Regions from separate parts of the Mus musculus genome. Here region 2 is linked to region 1. A link is a loop called in an ENCODE intact Hi-C map of the cell type or tissue named here. Cell type or tissue: heart. All regions are shown on one strand.

Evidence for each region. Hi-C counts contacts between places; a loop is a spot of excess contacts. Peaks named below come from ENCODE experiments on the same cell type or tissue, not always from the same donor. Only the 100,000 strongest peaks of a DNase experiment are listed, where the experiment ranks them.
Region 2: it touches region 1 in a loop (9-fold over the local background); 22 of 42 quality-filtered maps call a loop at or near these places.

What each region holds. Positions count from the first base shown.
Region 1 is chr11:120,904,416-120,906,915 of GRCm38, reverse strand. The region is part of intron 3 of Ccdc57 (coiled-coil domain containing 57); the gene reads left to right. Among named protein-coding and RNA genes, the nearest start is that of A430102A20Rik, 27 kb to the left of the region's middle. In heart, a CTCF peak has its summit at 1,356 (motif pointing right); a DNase peak (open chromatin) is centred at 1,255; H3K27ac peaks cover 602 bases.
Region 2 is chr11:121,039,983-121,042,482 of GRCm38, reverse strand. The region is part of intron 1 of Gm11775 (a long non-coding RNA gene); the gene reads right to left. Among named protein-coding and RNA genes, the nearest start is that of Cd7, 1.8 kb to the right of the region's middle. In heart, a CTCF peak has its summit at 1,116 (motif pointing right); a DNase peak (open chromatin) is centred at 1,042; H3K27me3 peaks cover 310 bases.

The sequences.
Region 1 (2,500 bases):
CCACCAAAAACAACTCAGCAACTGTTGTGTCTAAGAAATGACACTCTCGCAGTGGTACCAAAGTCACCAAGGGAGCTTCAAGAGAGTCTCTAGCTGGGAAAGGCGGCTGAGTGATTAGTTTGTGCAGACTCAGTGGAGCACACTCAGGTGTCCCTAGCCCTATCTCTGGAAGCACCAAGCCTTACATGCTACTGTGCCAGCTCTGCCGCAGGAGGCTAGGGAAAGGTCTGCCCCTGGTGGGTTGGAATAGCCAGCCTGAGGCAGCCTTCTGCAGCCCGGGGCAGTCTGCCTATAGCAGCCTGATCTGGCCTGGAACAGTCTTGGCCTTCTGGGTAGTTGTGAGCAGAGAGTTGTGTTAACACAGAATCTTAAAGACCAACAACTCTTTTGCTCAATTGCTCTTTTCTGTTGTTGGGCCAGAATCTCACATGTTGGTCACCCTTGTAAATAGAACCAATTCAATGAAATAATGATTTTTCTCTTATAAGTTGAGGCAAGTTTATAACTAGTAACTGACTGGTCAGTTATCACGTACTGTGAACCAGAGAAAATCCTTTTTCTTATTGGATAGTCACAGGCTCACAAGACATTGGAGGAAATTTACCCACTCATTTCAGAAATGTTTCTGAATGCATGCTGCATGCTGGTAGCTCTTCAGGCTTGGGATTGCGCACGGATCCCTGTCATTCCTGTCATACCTGTCATGCCTGTCAGTCATACCTGCCATGCTTGCCCTTATAGAGGGAAGAACACCTTGAGACAGTTAACTGCCTATAGATGTGATGAGACGGGAGGGTCAGGAGTCAAGTACAGTGAGTGGGCAAGAGGAGCCACAGACGTTGGTGAGGGTGCAGAAGAGAGTTCAGGAGGAGGAAGACAAGAACCTGCCCATGTGCTCGGAGATACCTAGAAGATAGAGTTCAAGTTCAGAGGACGAATGTCCAAAGTGGAGCTCGGCCTTCAGAGCCTTTAAAGACTTTGGCACCATGGGAAACTGTTGAGTGTTTGTGTAGAGCAGTGACATACATGATTGCGGACTTACTGGGCCAGGCATGGGAGAAGTAGCCAGCAGGCTGATGGGGTAGTAGGCCCCTGCAGATATGAGCATGCCCAGAAGGGGAGCCAGTGGGGACATCTGACCCTGAGCTCTGATGGGCCTGATGGAAGAGGCAGGTGCCACAGAGGATGACTGCCAGTTGTTGAGACAAAGAATGTGTGCAAGGAGACAGAGTGACAGACTGTTGTGTGAGGTCCCATGGTTTATCCAGAGACACGGTCCCCAGAACATTGACAAGAGCACAGTGGAGACAGGTCATGGCTGCCTGTCACACTGTCCAGCAAGACCAGAAGGTGGCAGCACAGGCTTGACTTAGCATGGAACTCTGCTCTCTGGTGGCCACAACCTGCAGAACTTCCTCTGTGGATTTTGTTCAGAAAAAACTGTTTCAAATTCTGTGGATTTGTTGCTGTTTGGTTAGTTGGTTGCTTTGGTTTTGTCCTTTGAGACAGATTCCTAACATGTAGCCAAGGCTGCCCAGAACTTGAGGGGATCTTCTCTATCTTTGCCTCCCAGGTTCTCTGTTTACAGGTAGGTTCTACTAACTCACCATCCTTCTCTCCTCTCCCCTCCCCTCCTCTCCTCTCCCCTCCCTTCCCCTCTCCCCTCCCTTCTCCTCTCTTCTCCTTTCCTTTCCTTTTTCCCTCCCTCCCTCCCTCCCTCCCTCCCTCCCTCCCTTCCTTCCTTTCTTTCTTCTTTCCTTCCTTTTGTCTTTCATTTGTCCCTATGCTTGGAATAGAACCCAAGGCACCACACATAACAGGCAAGCATTCAGCCATGATTTTATAATTATAGTAATGATTTTAATATTCTAATTCCAATAAGGGTCACTCACGTGACTATATATTTCACATTTACCTTTCAAGGGATTGAAAAAGTGAAATATAACTTCTAGTTGTGCTTTCTGCAGTTTCCTGAGCCAGAAAGTGAGACCTGTTGCTGCAGAACTCACACAGTGCACCTGTCTACCAGGGCTGGATGGTGCTTCATGGGGTAAGGGTGGGGACAACTCCCTCAGAGCTGCATCTGTCCTCCCTCAGTCTGTCCTTCAGGGCTGGAGTCTGGTGGAGGGCAGGGCAGGGCAGGGCCCAGGACTAGGGCTGGCATATGTGCCTGAGCACTCAGTCCTTCCAGGGGCTCTGGCTCTGTGCTGATCAAAAATGAGATTAAGTACCTGGCCCCAGAAATATAGAAATTAGGTTTTTTGGCTTGCTAGTAACTGGAGGATCCAAACTCTCGTATCAACCGAGGACCCCGTGGCAGACCTCATCATGTCAGAAATGAGAAGGAAGTTTGCAGAAGGGAATATATGCTAGCCTGACAGCAATGGCTGCAACCTGGGTGCTCACCGAACTGCAAGAGTTACAGTCATCCCTCAGAGAGAGGCTTCTTAAAATGGTTTCATCTATGACCCCATTTTACCTGAGAATTTTTGTTGTTCTG
Region 2 (2,500 bases), 140 kb before region 1:
TGTCTCTCTCTCTCTCTGTATGTCAGCTTTTAACGAGAAAGTTTCTCTGTATAGCCCTGGCTGTCCTGGAACTCACTCTATAGACTAGGCTGACCTCAATTCAGAGATCCATCTTCTTCTGCCTCCCAAGTGCTGGGATTAAAGGTGTGCACCACAGCCTGGCAGTGGTGGCACACGCCTTTAATCCCAGCATTTGGGAGGCAGAGGCAGGCAGATTTCTGAGTTCGAGGCCAGGCTGGTCTACAAAGTGAGTTCCAGGACAGCCAGGGCTATACAGAGAAACCCTGTCCAAAAAAAAAAAAAAAAAAAGTGTGCACCACCGATGCCTGGCTAGAGTCTTTTCCATAGCATTTTTTTTTCTGCTTCTATAACTTTGGAGAGGAGCCTCCTGAATCTTACAACTTTCTGAGCTTCCTGCTTAGCTTCCAGAGACTTCTAAACCTCCCTCCACCACACTCAGGGAGGGAAAGTTTCATTCATTTAGGTTCTGAGAAATAGCCATGCAATGTTTTGCTCAAGGACACTGGACACGTCTATGATGGAACCTGTGTGTGGCCATGCATTCACACGCACAGCAAAATTCAGAGAAAAGGAGCCCACAGAGCAAAGCCGCACATTAGAGTGAAGCCACAGTAAATAAGAGACAGACTTACCCAGCACTGCTGGAAAGTCAGCTGCTGCTAAAAAGAAAAAAAAAAAAAAGTGCAACCCCTGAAAGCCCCAGGCTTTACTCCTCACATCACTTGACCTTCAGGGTCCACTGCCTCTGCCATTTATAGGCGGTGGTACACATCTTTAAATCCCAGCACTTGGAAGGCAGAGGCAGGGGGGTGTCTCTGATCTACATAGGGAGTTTTATTCCAGCCAGGATGATCCAGTGAGACTGTGGGGAGAGAAAGGGAGAAAGGGGGAAGGGGTAGAGGAGGAGGAGGGAGGAGAGGGAGAGAGAGCACACAACTGGGCATCGTGCCTTCAGCTGAATCACTCATCTCAGAGCCTCTCCACACCCTAATCCTCTGCAGTGTCTGCAAGGGCCACACCACGCCAGCTTTTCTTCAGGAGACTTCATGACTCAGTAATAAACTCTGGTGACCCAGCTGTCGTTGGGCTCTCACCACAAGGGGGCAGAGTTGACCTGCCTTACAGGGAGCCCTAAGGAACAAAGAATTTCTGGAGCTTGCTCTCCCCAGGGACCTCTCTACAGATCCTCACCCTCCCTCATCTCCATCTCCACCCTCTGTTTCTCTTGGACCCATATCGTGTCTTATTGTAATCCAAACTTGGGTGAGTTTGCCTCCTACATACTCCATAACCCAGTCTTCAGATAAGCATCTGTGATTCTGATCATTAAACGAGAACAGTAAACCAAGGAAACAGTCAACTTCTGGAAGATATGATTGTTAGAAACAAACCCACAGAATATCATTTGAGCCTGGCTGATGGTGCATGCTTTTAGTCCCAGCATTTGGGAGGCAGAGGCAGGTGAGTCTCAGAGTTTGATGCCAACCTGGTCTACAGAGTGAGTTCCAGGATAGCCTGGGCTACACAGAGAAACCTTATCTCACAAAACAGCAACAACAACAAAAACCACTCGAGCTGAGACCTGAAAATGAAGCCCCGAGCTAAAGACGCTGCCTGGTGAGCTGGAGAGATGGCCCAGTGGAGAAGACCCTGCCTGATGACAGTGGCCTCCAGAGTCACAACCACAGTGCATCTGATGCTACCGCCCAGCACCCAGATGCACAGAGTCTGTGCCTCTTCAATCAAAATAAATGCACTGGGGTTTGGGTCATCACCTCCTCCTGGAGCCCTGGAGCCCTTAGGCACAGCCCATAGGGCCCTGTGTGTCTATGATCTCTGAAACTTGAGGCATGGTGCCCCAAACAGTCAAAAGTGTCGATGCACGAAGACCACATCAAGGTCAGCCCTGCAGAGGTGGCAGCACTCCAGTCCATGTGCCCCTGGTGTGGCCACGGGCATCCTAGGAAGGAGACTAGGTCTAGGTCTTTGACTGTTCTTACTTCCCTGTAAAGTCTGTCTTTCCATGAACTTCTCCCCTGGGGGCTAGGTGCTGATTTCTTTACTGCCCACCTGACCCAGCTCCCCTCGTATTTCTCTCCAATATTCTCAGGCTGCACAGTTCCATACCTGCTGTCCCTGTGTTACCACAGGTGACCTGTCCCTCCCCAACCCTTTGTTCCTAAAATCTTCCAACTTTGACCTTCCTTTACCTGAGTCCCTCTCCCATGTGCCCTCAAGTACCCCGCATGGCACCCCTGTCTACACCATAGCATTCCAAACCCACCTACAGGGGGAGCATCTTCCCCCTTAGAGTAGGACCCCGGAGGAACTGCTTTGAGTCCCTATGTGACACTGTACACACACACACACACAAACTCACCCCTCAGTGTGACACACTGGCTCTGGTACCAGCAATAAAACTCATGGTTGACAAGAGTCCTAGCTCTCCCCCAACCTGGGAACCAGACACAGGGCCCTC